2 separate regions of the Mus musculus genome follow, and region 2 is linked to region 1. A link is a loop called in an ENCODE intact Hi-C map of the cell type or tissue named here. Cell type or tissue: gastrocnemius. All regions are shown on one strand. Links, peaks and the distances in the headings refer to the core of each region. The heading gives the core; the rest is flanking DNA. Region 1 has its middle 11 kb from the start of Ust. Region 2 has its middle 73 kb from the start of Gm24374.

What was found. Peaks named below come from ENCODE experiments on the same cell type or tissue, not always from the same donor. Only the 100,000 strongest peaks of a DNase experiment are listed, where the experiment ranks them.
Region 2: a loop joins it to region 1, with 2.5 times the contacts of the local background. A loop is called at or near these places in 13 of 42 quality-filtered maps.

The regions. Positions count from the first base shown.
Region 1 is chr10:8,525,515-8,533,982 of GRCm38, reverse strand. No RefSeq gene overlaps it. Among named protein-coding and RNA genes, the nearest start is that of Ust, 11 kb to the right of the region's middle. In gastrocnemius, for the core only: a CTCF peak has its summit at 4,617 (motif pointing left); a DNase peak (open chromatin) is centred at 4,606.
Region 2 is chr10:8,711,328-8,719,795 of GRCm38, reverse strand. No RefSeq gene overlaps it. Among named protein-coding and RNA genes, the nearest start is that of Gm24374, 73 kb to the right of the region's middle. In gastrocnemius, for the core only: a CTCF peak has its summit at 3,909 (motif pointing right); DNase peaks (open chromatin) are centred at 2,422 and 3,916.

The DNA of each region.
Region 1 (8,468 bases), core at 206-8,205:
GGAACTGAAATTATTATTTTTAATTGTGTACATTTTTGTGTGCGGGGGTGAGTTCATCGATTAGTCAGATTCTCTAGGCACCCAAGTCACCATATTGTAGAAAAATATTAAAGATATATTTGCAAGATTGGTATCCGAGTTCTGGTCTTTCCACTTGCAAACAACACTCTTTTGTGCATGTTCTGTGACTTATTTGGATTCTGGTTTCTTAATCCTCAAAGAAATATTTTGCATTCTTACATGTGTGCCTAACATTTTAAGAAAAATGTGTTTCATCAGGCCAGTGAGAAGGCGTAATGAGTAAAGGAAGGCACTTGCCTCTAACTCTAACAACCTGAGTTCCATGCCAGATACCTTGTACTGACTGGCTGTGGTTGTCAGCTTGACACAGCTGGAGTCATCAGAGAGGAGGGAGCCTCAGTTGAGAAAATACCTCCATAAGATCCAGCTGTAAGGCATTTTCTTAATTAGTGATCAATGGGAGAGCGCCATCCCTGGGCTGCTGGTCCTGGGTTCTATAAGAAAGCAGGCTGAGCGAGTCATAAGTAGCACTCTTCTGTGGCCTCTGCATCAGCTCCTGCCTCCAGGTTCCAGCCGCATTCCAGTTCCTGTCCTGGCTTCCTTCAATGATGGACTACAATGTGGAAGCTGAAAAACCCTTTTCCTCCCCCAGCTTGCTTTTGCTCATGGTGTTTCATCCCAGCAATAAAAACACTAAGACAGACCTCATGAACGAAGAAACCCAGGTCCCGAAGTTGTCTTTTAACTTCTACATATGCTCCACGGTACACTAAAAAAGCATGGCACGTGCATGCGTGAGTGTGTGTGTGTGTGTGTGTGTGAGTGCGCGTGTGCGTGTGCGCGCGCACACACACACACAAAACAAATGTAGTAAAAATGTTTTTATGTGCTTCTCATCATTGCTGAAGCATATTCTACTGTTGACAGCACATTTTGCAATATACTTCAGGTGTTCGCTCATGATCACCGCACACTCGGGGTACTTGGCTATAATGGATTTTTGTTTTATTTTGTTTTGTCTCCAGATAAGTTCTGGTGGAGACCAGTGCTTCTTCTGCTCCCCAAACCACTGGTTGTTTTTCTTCAAGAGTCTGTGCTGTCATCATCAGCTCATCTCAGCGTCCGTGGGTGACTTCTTAGATCAATTTCCCTGGAGTACTATATAGAAGAACAGGTAGCAGACTATGTGCCTCCCTGCCAGCTCAGTCTCAACCTGGGTCAGGCTAAAGCTCTGTGAGCCCGAGAGTGTAAACCTTAGTGTATATTCTTGACAGAAATGAAAACCTGAGAGTAAAGAGGAGGAATACCCAAGGCAACGATGGTACACGCCTTTAATCTGAGCACTCTGGAGGCAGAGGCAGGCAGATCTCTCAGTTCAAGGCCAGCCTGGTCTACAGAGTGAGTTCCAGGACAGCCAGGCCGTTTAAACAGCCCTGGCTGTTTAAAGACAGAGGAACCCTATGTTTAAAAAAGGGGGGGGGAGGAGGAGGAGGAGGAGGAGGAGAGAGAGAGAGAGAGGGAGAGAGAGAGAGAGAGAGAGAGAGAGAGAGAGAGAGAGAGAGAGAGAGAAAGAGAAAGAGAAAGAGAAAGAAAAAGAGAAAGAAAGAAAAATTGGCTTTAGGCCCAAAAGGCTACTGATCTGAGGAGCCGGAAGACTGTATGTCAAACTGTAAGCTCTTCCTAAATTTTCTATTAGGTTGACCTTGAGGATCTTGACTAAGACTTGTCAAGAGTTTCTCTCATCTTCACAGTTCAGTATTTGGCTGTCATTCAAAAAAGTCTAAGTACTTTACAAAACATGAGCAATATTTTTCTCTAAGAGGACAGGGCAGTATGTGACATGCCCATTGAACAAGGACTAATGACGTTGTTAAGAAGGAAGGAGAGAGAGGACAGGACCTGTCCTCTTCTGATTCCAGCCCACGTGAGTTAACACCAGAGGTGTCCTCTGCAATGGGAAGAGAGCTCACTTCATGTTCCAAATTAGCAAAGACCTTGGCATGAGGAACGGAGGCAACTCTGTAGGTACAAGGCCTGCTAAGATGCAAATATGGAAATAACTTGAACACAACTGGCAACTCTTTGGCTAGGAAACTGCTTTGAAGTGGTTTTATAGCATGGTTTGTTTTATGCTACCCAAAATAGAAGCAACACTGAGATAATTTCCTGCAAAGCCTTCTAAGTGGTTGATAACATCACACCAGCTAGTTCCAGAGACCAAATGTAAAGTGTAAATGTGGCCATTTCTTTTTATGAAATCTGCGTGTATGTGCATGGACAAGGTATGTATAAATGTGCATTCATGTGTACCATGGTGAATGCATGTGCTACGGTGAGCATATGAAGGCCAGAAGACGGAGTCTGTTGTTTGCCCTCGCCTTCTACCTTGTTGATCTCTGAGAGTGCCAGGCTAGCTGGCCTGTGAGATTCTGAGTAGTCTCCTGTGTCCACCTTCTATGTCCTTATAGCAGGGATGCTATCACACCTAGCTTTATATGTGTTCTGGGGAGTCTCCTGTGTCCACCTTCTATGTCCTTATAGGAATGCAGGGATGCTATCACATCTAGCTTTATATGTGTTCTGGGGTTATGAACTCTGATCCTCATGCTTGCATGACAAGAACTTACTCCCTGAGCCATCTCCCTAAGGTGCATGTTCTCTCTCTCTCTCTCTCTCTCTCTCTCTCTCTCTCCTCCCTCCTGCCCACCTCCTCTCTTTTTCTTTGTAGCGGTACTGTGGACTGAACCAAGGGCTTCCCAATGGTTTTTGTCAACTGGACAGACTCTAAAATCTCCTGGGAGATGGGTCCCTGGGGAGTTATCTCAATGTCATTCATAGATGATGCAGGAAGGCTCATCTTCGACGTGGGCTAGCTCATTCTATGGGCACGTGATCCTAGATCTTATAACTCAGAGTTAATTCCAGCATGCAAGTATTCATGCCTCTCTGCTTTCCGGCTGTGGATGCGATGTGACTGGATGCTTCAGACTCCTACCGCCTTCCCTTCTATGTCATGAACTTTCCCCCACTTAAGCTGCTTTTGTTAGTTTTATCATAGCTTGAGGAGAAGGGGAAACAAAACTTAAGGCAGCATTCCTCAAAGGTCTTGTGCATTCTAGGGAAGGGCTTGGCTGCTGAGCAGTATCCCTAGTCTGAAGTATGGTGTTTATGTGTCCTCTGGTCACATAACAGTTTCAAGAAACTGTTTGGGGTGGAGCTGGGGGTAGGGTGACAGAAACTGAAAGTCTGAGATTATTTTCAGACTGTGTTTGCCCACTACAGCCCAAAAACAACTTTCCAGGGGGACTTCCTACTATGGTTTGGGGGTGGTCTCTTCCCTCCAAGTTTGTGTCACTATTTGGTCACCATAGTCCTGGTGTTGGGAGGTGGGCTTCTAAAACCTGATTCTGTGCCTAGGAACGAACAGCATCTTTCTCCTGGGAATGAGTCTTATTCCCCAGGCACTGGATTAGTTAGCAGGAGAGCTGACCCTCTCTTTTCCTACATCTTTCCCCTCTGTTTTATCAAAGCCTTTGTCTGCTGATCAAATAGCTTGCCTACTCAGTCCATCTGCATTGTTATGTAATAGTTATGGCTTTCTCTAAAGAGTCAAATTCGTTCTCAGAGTGTGAGGGTGTGTTTCACTCAAGGAGCTGGCAACACCAAAGAAACAAAAAACCACGGACCCACAGTAGAGTGAATGTTGTTATGGTGTTTGAACACTTTCCTTGAATGCCTTTCCTGGTGTTTGGTTTGGTTTGGTTTGGTTTCTGTCATTCTTTTGTTATACTGACAAGGAAAATACTTCTGGTTTGCAGAGTCTGAGGTGGAAGAAAGAAAAACAGAAAACAAAAAACAAATGGGATATGTGTTTGTAAGCTGCCAGGGACTGACTGTTTCTGCCCCCCTCCCCCCAAACACTCATATGTTGAGAGCACAGTCGCTTCATGTGATAGAATGTGGAGATGAGTCCTTCGAGAGATGAATAAATTATAAGGTTGGGGGCACTCAGAACTGGGGTTCCCCTGCCCTTGTGAGAAATACTGGAGTCTCTCCCTTCTCCATGGTGTGGGGACAGAAGCCAGGATGGTGGTTTTCAGTAGGTGCTGGATCTTCCTCTGGGACTTCCACGAAGCACAGGTGGGAAAAATGAATGTTTGACTTTTAGCGACCTGATCTGTGGCATTTTTACTTTAATGGCTAAAAATAAGACAGGAGCATTGTAACCACAAAGGGGTTTGTTTGTATTTACAAATGAAGGAAGAGTCACAAGCTGTCAGAAGAATTGCTGAATTGCCCTAGTGTCAACAGGCCAGGTTAGCGGTGACTAAGGAAGGAATCTAAGCAGGAAAGACAAGCGATCTTTCGGTACGCCTTGGGCAAGTTGATACCCACAAACCCAGAAGTTCCTAATCTTCAAGGTGAGGAGGCTTATCCAGAGTCGGTGGCACTTCATGTTGGCTTCGGAGATTTTAATCAGATGGGTGCAACCAAACTAAGGCAGTGAAAATCAGAGTCAAGCAGTTTCCCTGCGTTGGACTTTAATGCAGACCTCCCATCTGAGTCGGTGTTGGTGAGCCACACAGCGCCCTCTTCTGTCTTGGTGAGGTACTTAGCCCTTCGCCTGGAAGAAACTGCCTTGGGTGGGAATAGGAGATCCCCCTGTAGGAAGCTTGCATTTGAATCTGAGTGAATAGTGATCCCAACAAGACTAAGGGAGGAAGATTCTTTGTTTTCTTCCCCCAACTGGAAGAAGCGGATCTAGATGGATTCCTGGCCTTCTAATCCTCTCCTCGGGAGGGAGCAGAGCCTGGAGTGTAACCAGTTTCAGAAAAAAAGAAAGTTTTGTATTTTAAGCAGAGGTCTTGGTGTTAAAACAAACCCGCCATTGGAAAGGCACAGCGCTCATTTAGATTAATGTTCTAAAAACTGCATCCAAAACTCCTTTATTTTCATGCTGTTTAGGCAAGGCACCCGAGTCGATCAAACCACCCGTCCAATAAAGGCCAAAACATCTTTGTGATAAATGAATATATTGGAATTCATTTCTGTACCCAGCTGCATGAAAAGCACCAGGCATATTTCAGGACAGGCCAACACTTTATGTGAGATGCATGTAAAGAGAGAAAATGACTCGGATGGTAAGAGTTACTAAAAATGGTCTTTGGAGACCTCCTGTGAGGTCCTGATTCCTGGGCTTCTGTGCTCTTTGCACCAATCAGGTCAGAGTAATGGCCATGCAAGGAGAGCTCCACCACAGCTTCAGAGTCATAGCACTCCTGGCCTGTTAAGACTGCCAATCCAATTGCTTTCTTTCCTTAACTCACCATTTAGCTGGGCAAGGTGGCACACAAATAGTTTTGAATGTTCAGGAGACTGAGGCAGGAGGATCATACTGTGGTCCAAGAGGCCGAGGGTCAACCTAGATCACACATACTGGAATTCCATCTAAGACAGGGTCTCAAGCAGCCTACTGTGCCGGTTTGAGTGAGGTTGTCCCATAGGCTCATATATGTGAGTATTTTGTCCCCAGTTGCTGAAACTGTTTGGGAAAGAGAAGGTATGGCCTTGTTGGAGGAGGTGGGTCACTCCATGGGCTTTAAAGTTTCAAAAGTTCAAGTCAGCTTGAAACTTTAAAGTTTCAAAAGTTCCCAGTTAGCTTTCTCCGCCCCATGCTGGTGGATCAATGTAAGCTCTCAGCTACTACTCCAGCAACATGCCTGCCTGCCTGCCTGCCAGCTGCTGTGTGCCTCACCATAATGTTCTGAAACTGTAAGCCCAAATAATCCATTTTCTTCCATAAGCTGCCTTGGTCATTGAGTTTTATCACAAAATAGAAAAGTCACCAAGGGCTGGTGAGATGGCTCAGTGGGTAAGAGCACCCGACTGCTCTTCCAAAGGTCCAGAGTTCAAATCCCAGCAACCACATGGTGGCTCACAACCATCCGTAACAAGATCTGACGCCCTCTTCTGGTGTGTCTGAAGACAGCTACAGTGTACTTACATATAATAAATAAATAAATCTTTAAAAAAAAAAAAAAAAAGAAAAGTCACCAAGACACCCAGGCGGGCTCCAACTCCTTTCTTGGTTACCGAGGTTGGACTTGGGCTCCTGATTCTCTTGTCCCTGTCTTCACAAAGTATAGACAAACACCACATCTACCACCCCAATTAATAAGTGTTCCATAGCTAAATACTATTTCCACTCACCAAATTATTCCTTTTGTAAACAAACTGAACACTGGGTGTCTCTAACGATATGAATGGCTCAAGAAGTTACAGCGTGCACCACAAACAAGGTGCAGCATTTTAATATCTATTACCTTTTTTTTTTTGGTTTTTCGAGACAGGTTTCTCTGTATGGCCCTGGCTGTCCTGGAACTCACTTTGTAGACCAGGCTGGCCTCGAACTCAGAAATCCACCTGCCTCTGTCTCCTGAGTGCTGGGATTAAAGGCGTGCACCACCACGCTCCGGCGTGTGTTACCTTTTTTTTCTGTCAAGTTTCGTTCGGTGATTTTGTCTTCCTGGAAAACTTGTGACTTCAAGGTTGCACAGCCTGTCTCACACATTTCTGTTCACAGAGTCTTAGCCACTTTCCATCACTAATTATTTATGTACTACTTAAACAAAGAAACTGACTTTATATTGACAGATTAAGTCTAATAAAGAACTTTTATAGGTAAGAGATGAGCCGGAGGACTTGGGCTAGAACCTCCTAGGAACACTAGCAAACCAGAGCTAGATAAACTGCAAAACTAGTAGAAGACTTTGTGTTGCCCAGACATGTAAAAATTTGGATCAACAAACAATTAATAGCATTAAATGATACGCTACTTACCAACTAAGGCGTGGCCTTTAGCCTTTGTTGCTGGAACATAGTCGAGAATGGAGTCAGGTGAGAAATTCTGAGGGCTTGTGAGAAAACTCTAAGAAAACAAGACAAAAGTCTTGTGACCTCAGTTTCTTCAAAACTCAGAACTGCTCTTGGAATATGTGTTCATGTTCCTCCCAGGTGTAGCAAATTGGAGAGAATTTATTTCAGATTATGCATCATTGCTTGCTGTTGTTATTCAATTACATGTTTAAATTATGCTCTATGTGCCTCTGTGGGAAAACGTGCTTTTGCTTCATTTGGGCTTATCTTTGTAACTGTATACAGCTTGAACCCATGAGAAATTTACTCAGGTGAACTATTTTAACCTTTGGAGCAGAAACTGTCTGATGCTCTAAATAAAGTTGGCTATTGGATGAGACTTTAGTCTACCTCATTTATTGACTCCATTCTCCTAGGTCCCACTGCCTCTACAATGGTAACAGCTTAAATTTAGAGCTGGGCGGTAGTGGCGCATGCCTTTAATCCCAGCACTTGGGAGGCAGAGGCAGGCAGATTTCTGAGTTCGAGGCCAGCCTGATCTATAGAGTGAGTTCCAGTACAGCCAGGGCTACACAGAGAAACCTTAGGCAAGCAGATTTCTGAGTTTGAGGCCAGCCTGGTCTATAGAGTGAGTTCCAGTACAGCCAGGGCTACACAGAGAAACCTTGTCTTGAAAAACAAAAACAAACAAACAAACAAGCAAAACAAAACAAAAAAAAGAATAAATTTACAAATGAATTTATCTTTTAGATAACTCATTGGGCTTTTAGACAAATGCAACCAAGAATTTTAGTTAAAATTCACTCTAGAAGAAAAGTGTCTGCTCTAGGATCTATCTTAGAGACAGGAAGTCAACATTACATTGTAACAACTAGACTTGCAGTGTCTAAGCTAGGACTTGAACTCATGTCAGCATAATAATGATGGTTCTTTGAGCGCATGGTTTATTCCTGAAAATACCTAACTCATGTCTATCCTGCTGGTGTGAATTTTGTTTTCTCTGTAGCAGTCATTGGAATAAAATAGAATCAAGAATTCTGCTAAATTCTTTTTTAATTAGTTTGTTTATTGGCACTATAGGAAAATATCCAAGGGTGGACACTTTATAAAGCAAAGGGATACATTTAGTTTTCTTTTTGGAGAAAGTCCAGGATTAGGTAGTTCCATTGGTTCAGGTCCTTCTTGCCTGGACCACACAACAGCATCACGCATCAAGCTAGGAGAGATTACGTGAAGAGAAAGGAAGACAGAGAGAATCAGGGCCCAGATTCACTCTTGTACAGCAAATCACTCTTACAGGAGCTAACTCATTCTGTGAGACCGCTATTTACCAAGGATAGTGTCCCAGTGACTTCAGCACCTATATCCACAGGCTGTCTTTTGATCTTCCATTTTCAATTTGGGCATTTTTGACCAAGACTTTCCTGAAGCTGTTCTATTTTCAGAGGTGCTTTAGAAAGGATCTGAGCACAGTGGTGTGCTCCTCCAGAGAAAAAGCTTAGGGAGCCTGGCTAAGAGTGGACTTCCTCATTCCTAGCAGGGCCCGTTGGTAACACCAACAAAGTGCCATG
Region 2 (8,468 bases), core at 302-8,301, 190 kb before region 1:
TGACTGGACTGGGGAATTCTGCTATATCTTCCCTCTGTATCTTCAAGCCTCCCAAGATACAAGCGCTCCAAAGACCCTGAACCTCAGTTCTTCCACTGAATGATACGGTCGGTCCTCCTCAGGACAGGCTCCAGCATCATCTCCGTCTACAACTCAGGACAGTCTGGGCGCACCAAGTGCAGGAAGGATGAGGCAGCCCCAGCCTCGTCTGGGGAAGCATTTGTTTGCCTGTGCTAGCTGAATAGCTCTACAGGGTGTCGAGCCTGAAGCAAAGGATCTCGTTGTCCTATCAGTGACGAGTTACCTTGTGCCAACTTTCCGCAGAGTAAACTGGGGGATACTTGTCAAAATGAACTGCATGTTGATGGCCAGGCCATGGCTCACGTGGTCCTGCAAACCTCTGGGTCTTCCTCAGTAGGCGTAGCACGTCAACTTCCAGCAGCAGAGAGCCAAAGTTTAATTTCCTTTCTTCTGAATATTGTCTGACATCCATACCAATTTCTGAAATTTTCTGTTATCATTATACAGCTATGTTGTAATGTTTAATATTGGTCAAATGTAAAGAAACTAAACTCACATTAGTTGTCTCATGCAGCCTTGATCCTAGAAAATGTTCCACTCTTATTTATTCCTCTGCAGCCCCAGGTATTTTCACAGCCCGTTGAATGAAGCAGATGTGTGTGCGTGTCAGGTCAGCTTCCCAACCAAATTGATCTGGAAGCTGATTCCCTCAGCAACGCCACCAGAGGCACAATTCTTTGGAAAGAGTCCCAGACTAAAGACTGACTGCCATAAGCTACATTGCGTTCTACCAAAACGTGCCCTTTCTTGTCCATGCGCTGGGGCTGCTATTGATTTTGCCCAGGAAGAAAGGCTCATCAGCAGGCATCTCATGCCCCATAGTCCTCCCATCTAGATGATCCTCACCCCTGCTCGGCACAGCCAAACATCTTAAACAGGTCTCTTCTTCCTTAGGGACTGTGTATGGCCCTGCCTGTTCACAGCTCCCTGACAGATGCCAATGGCAACAGCATTCTGACTGCTGAATCCATCAGTGGACTCAGCTTTCTGCAGCACTATTCTGCTCTCCTTGGTACTAGACAGTGTTCCCTGTTCACTACCAGTTCATCCCCATTCTAACCTTCCCCCTCATCTACCTGTTTCACTTTCTGAATATTCTAGTCTTAGATTTTCACCTCATGGTGGTGATGGCTTCTTCTTCTTCTTCTTCTTCTTCTTCTTCTTCTTCTTCTTCTTCTTCTTCTTCTTCTTCTTCTTCTTCTTCTTCTCTTCTTCTTCTCCTTCTCCCCCTCCTCCTCTTCCTCTCCTCCTCCTCCTCTTCCTCTCCTCCTCCTCCTCTTCCTCTCCTACTACTCCTCCTCCTCCTCCTCCTCCTCCTCCTCCTCCTCCTCCTCCTCCTCCTCCTCCTCTTCTTCTTCTTCTTCTTCTTCTTCTTCTTCTTCTTCTTCTTCTTCTTCTTCTTCTCTTCTTCTTCTTCTCCTCCTCCTCCTCCTCCTTCTTTTCCTTTTCCTCTCCCTCTTCTTCTGTTTCTTCTTTTGTTATTATTATTATTATTGACTTTATTTTATATCCCTTGGGGGCCAGAGGTACTAGATCCCTCTGGAACTGAAATTCAAGGTGATTGTGAGCCAATTGTAGTGATTGCTAGGAACCAAACTAGAGGTCCTGTGAAAAAGCAGTTAAATTCTCTTAATCACTGAGCCATCCAGCCCCCACGGGGGGCGGGGGGAGGCCTTCTTGTTACTGGAGTTTTTAGGATACAAGCCTGTATCCTAGTGGCTCTGAGAAGCTAAGCTCAATATATCAATTGCAGAAACATGCAATAGTGGAGAATGGAGAAAGGAGATCTATTCAATGTGGCTGCATTGAGAAGAGGAACAAAGAGGCTCAGTGAACCCCAAGTCCATCTTAGAAGTCCTGACCTGGTGTTAAAGTTTAAATGGAGCCACGTCCTGGCCCGTTGCAATATGGTAAGCTGTTAGAAGTGGAATGTCATCTGAAGAGAGCAGAGATGGTTCCTCGGGCTGTACAACTGGTCTTGCCTTTCCTTCCAGCTTGAGACTCTCAGGGAAGCTCCAGTGCCTTAGAGCCATTGTGCCAATAATCTTATGGCACAAGAGTGTCCCTAGACTCTTCATTCCTGCTCCACCACCAGGGATCTCCCCTCTGTAGTTTGCTTATTACCTCAGCTTAGAGACATCCCAGACAACCATCACTTGTCAAACCTACCTAACTATCCGCAGAGGCACCCTCCAGACCCAAGTCCTTTCTCAAGGCTCTGAAATCTAACTTACAGAATTAACAAGCAATCCCAGGCAGGAGCTCAATGCCGTAACCGCTGATCACAGCCAATCACAGCCAATAAGCTGCAGTTCATCACAGGTGGCGGGCTTAACCTGAAGAAGGCAGTGGCAGGCTGCCAAACTCACACTCAGGACCTGACTTCAGCCTTGTGCCCCAAATCACTGCCTGGTTAAGTTGCAGGATGGGGCTCTTGGAAAGGGCTCTGGTTCGAGCTGCCAGACTTGTTTCATTAAACTAGTACATTTAAATTATCCAAGGCTTTTCATGCTATGACACTGGCCCAGCCTTGTCTCCTACCACATCAGCTTTATTCTTGGTGCAGGTGCTGGGGTTTAGGATCTGGGCAGTGGAATATAGAAGAAAAATCAGAGGCTGTATTCTGCAGAGAAGAAACATGGGTCTCTCTCTCTCTCTCTCTCTCTCTCTCTCTCTCTCTCTCTCTCTCTCTCAATTTGATTTGTGTTTTTTATTTTACAGTGAATGTTTTACCTGCATGTTATGTGTACCACATGAGTGCTTGGTATACAGAGTTCAAAAGAAGGTGTTGCGTCCCCTGGAACTAGACTTACCGATGGTTGTGAACCACCATGTGGGTGCTGGGAATAGAACCTGCGTCCAATAACAAGTGATCTTAATAGCTGAGCCATCTCTCCATCCCTGGTTGTCTCCTTTGTGGTACTACAGTAAAACTGAAAGGCCACTGCTCAATATGTCCTTGGTCCAAGTTTGTGACAGAACTTGTTATCCAGTGGGTGGGAAGCAGCAAGGAGGGAGTGGAAACAGCTGTTAATTAGAGGAGAATACATTTTGTCTTTCAGTGAACTCTGGGTAGCTGATTGTTACTACCCGAGTCTCACCAGAGTGGAGAGCAGGGACTTTGTTTCTTTTTGTCCTGTCTTCCCAGCGCACAGTTCCCGGTCCTGACACCATTCTGGTGTTTTACTGAGAAAAACACAAACATTAAGTAAAACCTCCATGGACCTTTCTTCTTGGTCTTTAAACCGGGCAAGCAGGATCTTGGACCTTTGCAGGTTTTTCTCTGCCTGGAATGTTCTTTCCCCAGAAAGTCTCCATGGCTCACACCAGCTCTCTTCCCCCAAGTCCTGATCTGACATCTTTAACCTCACCCCTACACTGATATCTTTAACCTCACCTGAACTTTAACCTACTCTGAACTCGTACCCGCCCCGCTCTACCTTCCCAACCCTCACCTTGTAGGTACCCTGTAGAGTACTTCTTGCTGTTTTTTTTTTTAATCTGTCTCCCCTGCTGCAACTTAAAATCCAGGAACGCATAGGTTTGCTCTCTAATACACCAGAAACTTCACTGCTTGACACACAGTGTTTGTTCAAGGTACTAGCTCCTGAATCCTGAGTGACAGATGGCATTGACAGGAGCAACTGGGGTCATACACGATGATGAGGGGGGAGAATATACAAAAGAGCAGCTGCTAACATCCCATCAAAGGTCTAACTAGTGTGTGTGCATCCGTGGCTTTTCTTGGAAGAAATCATAGCAAATTAGAGATCTCAAGGCAGCTTTCGGCAAGCAAGCACGTGGCTAAGGAGCGGTGAATGCAGCATGCGGCCACCAGAGGGCGCCGGTCAGATAGACCTTAGGGAGGACAGGAGGCCGCAGGTAGGGATAGCCAGGGATATATGGGCTGGCAATGCAGGATAGGGGCCTGAGGTCACCAGTGACATCAGCACCAAAAATGAACATCGGCAGCAGAAAACAAAATCAGAGGTGTCTGTCTCAGAGTTTCCTGCATCCAAAACATCATTAAAACACTCTAGGAGTCTGTGATCCACTAAAAACCCTGTTGTTTTTTTTTTTAAAGACTTTTTACAAAATCGTGTGCATGTGCGTTTGTGTTCTGGTTTTAAACTTAGGTAGTCTGGTGTGGCAGAGAGCCCTTCTTACCCTCTGAGCCATCTTGCTACTCCAGGTTTCATTTTTTGTTAGAATAGTATTTTATAGCTCATGCCCAGAATAGCCCGACATTATAATGGGAGCAGTGGCCATCGTTCCATCCCGTGTTCACGGAGCACCTAGATACCTGAGAACATTCAGCCTTCACAATGTGCTTGCGGTCCATGTCACAGGCTGAGGGGACTGCCATCAGAGGCTTTGGGTGGAAAAAATGTCACATAACTTGGGCCTTATGACCTTGTTTTGTTCTGATGCCGATTGGTGATTTGCCCTGTGCTTAAATGGGAATTCAACAGTTGGTTTTTGACTGGTCAATAAAGAGCCTGTGGCCAATGGCTGGGCAGGGGAATAGAGGTGGGACTTTTAGGATTCCCAAGAAAGAAATGCAGAGACAGGGAGAAGAAAGGGGTTCCCCCTTTAGGAGGGGAAGGAGACAGACCTGCATCGGGAAAAGATGCTTGAGGGAGGGAATCGGGGATGTGTAAGAATCAAGGAGAGCAGCCCCAGGGGCCAAGCCCTCATTGGGCCCGGGTAGCAGAGATGAAATATAGATCTAGCAAGTATTAACTCAGGAATGTCAGAGGGGAGTGTGTTAGCCACGTGGAGGTTCAAGAGTGGGCCAGCCATTGAGCTAGCTGAACCATACTAAAATATAAAGGTTGCACGTGTGTGTCTTTCCTTCATGAGTCCAGAGCTCTTGGGCGGGTGCAGGGACAGGAGAATAGAGCGGACTTTAAGTATTTACTGCCACAGATGCCCTTTGTCTTAACTGCTGCTACACACTTCCCCTGTTCTCCAAGCTGCATATTAAAACTACGTGGTGTCAGTCAGGCTCCTGGGGATCAATCAGAAAGTGAGAGATGCACATTTAGAGATGTAGTGCTGAAAGATGGCTTGAGTACCCACACGAACTAGTTAGAAATAGGAAAGCTACAGGGCATGCCACCAGCATGAGCAGGCTGGGACTCTCGGAAGCCAAAGGAAGCTACGGTCCACACACAATTTCTTCATCAAATAGGATGCCTCCATTCAGTCTGAAGACATATCAAAACCAAGCCAGATCCTCCCAGGCTGTCTCCCGTGCCTAAGGCGGATGGTAAGAACGCCAACTACACCTACCAAGTCCTGTAAATCAACACTGGGGTTGGTGTTCGACAGGATTCAAATCAAGGTATCAAACTTGCTCCCTCACCAACTCAATCACAACTGGGAACCTCTGGGTTCATCGGGTGGGACATCCGAGAGACCCAAAGGGACAACTGAGTCTGAACCAGCCTCTTGCATTGTTTTTTTCGAACTCTCCAGGTGATTCTAACACATAATGAGGGGTAAGGAGTACGTCTCCTGGACCTTCGGAGTGCTCACCTTGTTTGGACTGTATCAAGATCACCTAGAGCAGGCCTGCTTTGGCTGTGTGTTCTCTGACCCCAGATAGGTCACTCTATCACCCAGCACCTTCTATCTGATCAAGGAAAGAATGTAGGTGATAGCCCACCCCTGGCCCACCAGCTTGATGCCCACAGCCACCCCCAGCTCTCTTGTGTTTGCCTTCAATCCCTCAGAGTGGCTATTACAAAGTAGTCATAGTACTGAAGACCATACTGACCCCTTTCCTCAAAACAGCAGTGAGCCCAGGACCCAATTCAGGCCAATGAGACAAGATATTTCTCTCACTAATGGAAAAAGATCTGTGCACCTCACAGGCAGCTGGAGAGGATGGGAGCATACATGTGGCTTTCCCTGTGAGCTGGGGCTGAGGAAGACACAACCCCACCTGCTGAGGAGGTGGTGCCCAGGGTCTCCTCTGCTTCCTTCTGTGAGTGAATGTGAATACCTGCTCTCTTTAGCACTGATCAAGACAGGGAAGTTGACGATGATTCTGCCTTGGCGTTGGTGGGGTCCTGGTAAGATCTTGGAGATGGACTGACCTGGACTCCCTCTGACTGTAGCACCTGCAGATATAGAAACATCTCTATTGTGCTCTGGCCTCCTGCAGGAAATTAAAGTCCTAAAGCTCGTGGTCAAAGCTCCACACCAATCATGTGTGCTTTGTCTCCTCAGTGGCTCTGGAATATCCCACAGTGGATTCCTATGTGCATCCTGGCTTGGATTTCTTACCTCACTCAGATCTCTCTCTCCAGCCCTCTTTCTCTGCCCACCTGTGATGGCCGCTCCTGGTTGTCAGCTTGACTCCATCTGGAAGGAACAACAATCCAGAAATGGAAGGCACACCTATGAGAGATTATTTTTGCCTGGTTTAAAGTGGGTGAATCTACTTCTAGGCTGGGACTTTGAGGTGGGAAGACATAAACCTTTGATCTGGATCTCGAGGTGAGAAGACACACATTTAATCTGGTCCACACCTTCTGCTGGAAGCCAGTATAAGGATGAGCAAGAAGGAAGAAGTCCACCAGCCAGCCAGCCTTGTGGACTGAGCAACTACTGGATTCTTGGACTTTCTGTTCACAACAGCCATTGTTGGGTTGGCTGGGCTGTAGCCCATAAGTTATTTCAATAACTGTTCTCAACCTTCCTAATGCTGCAACCCTTTTAATAGTTCCTTGTGTGCTAGTGACCCCACCATAGAATTATTGCATTGTTACTTTGTAACTGTCATTTTGCTACTGTTGCGAATCATAATGTAAATATTTGATATGCAGGATGTCCCGCATGTGAATCCTGTGAAAGGGTCATTTGGCCTGAAGGGGTTGAAATGTGACCCACAGGTTGAAAACCACTGGCATTGATGTGTGTGTGTGTGTGTGTGTGTGTGTGTGTGTGTGTGTGTTGAGAGAGAGAGAGAGAGAGAGAGAGAGAGAGAGAGAGAGAGAGAGAGAGAGATTCATCCTATAAGACCTGTTACTCTAGAGAACACTGGATAATACAGATTTTGGTACTAGAAGTGGTTTTAGAAGGAGAGAAAGGTGATTCTTTTAAGTGTCTGGAATAGGCTTTTTTTCATTTTGCCAACACTTATGGCTACAAAGCCCCTCCAGACATTTCCTCTCCCGGCAGCTTGGAGACTACTGAAAATCCATGGTGTGAACTATATTACAAACTTGATTGTCCGATTAACCAATTGTGAGTGGCAAGTTGGTGACTCTGTATATGAAACTTTTGACAGTTTGGGGGAAAATACTGATGCTGGCTGGTTATCCTTAGTATCTCTGAATAGATTGATAAAGGATAAAGGTTAGTTATCCTTAGTATCTCTGAATAGATTGATAAAGGATAAAGGTTAGTTATCCTTAGTATCTCTGAATAGATTGATAAAGGATAAAGGTTAGTTATCCTTAGTATCTCTGAATAGATTGATAAAGGATAAAGGTTAGTTATCCTTAGTGTCTCTGAATAGATTGATAAAGGATAAAGGTTAGTTATCCTTAGTGTCTCTGGATAGATTGATAAAGGGTAGGGTTGAACTCCACGATAAAGTTAAGCAACTTCTAGCATCTCAGAATACCTTGAAGGACAACCAAAGAACTTAGTGATAAAATTGACTGACTCCAGGTGCACATCAACACTAGAAAGCTTTCTAAGTGGGCCCTGGAACAGAATCTTCTCCCCAGCAGCCACAGGGCTTAAGTTGCAGAAAATCAAACTGAAGTCCTCATTATAAGGTTGACTGAATTACATCAAAAATTACATCGAGAAATGTTTCCGCCTCGGAGGTTGTCAGCAGTTAAAAGAAGGGCATAATTGGTAAAGAATGGGATCCTACAACTTGGGCTGGGGATGTGTGGGAAGACCCTGTTTGATGCTGAGAATTTTGAACTCTCAGATTCTCAAGGGTTTACCTCACCTGAGGAAGTAGTACCCTCAGTAGTACCCTTGAAATATTGGCTCCTTCACCTGAGGAAATTAATCCTTCATATCTGCTACACCAGCAGTGTAGATCTCTGAAGGACATACCAGGAAGGACAATACTGATGTCCCTCAGAACCCAGCAACAGTTGCCTTTAGACATAATCAGACGTAAGGAACACAGGCTCCTAGAGGCGAGGTGGAAAGTATAGGTCAGAAGGAGGTGCGCCGCTCTAATAAGAGCTTAATGCGTTTGCTAATTTCATTCAAGCAGAAGTCTGGGGAGTATGTGTAGAAATGGCTTTTAAGAGTGAAAGGAACATAAAACTAGATCAGGCTGAGTTTTTTGCTATGGGTCCTCTGAGCAGATATGAAGGATTAATTTCCTTGGGTGAAGAGGGCAATAT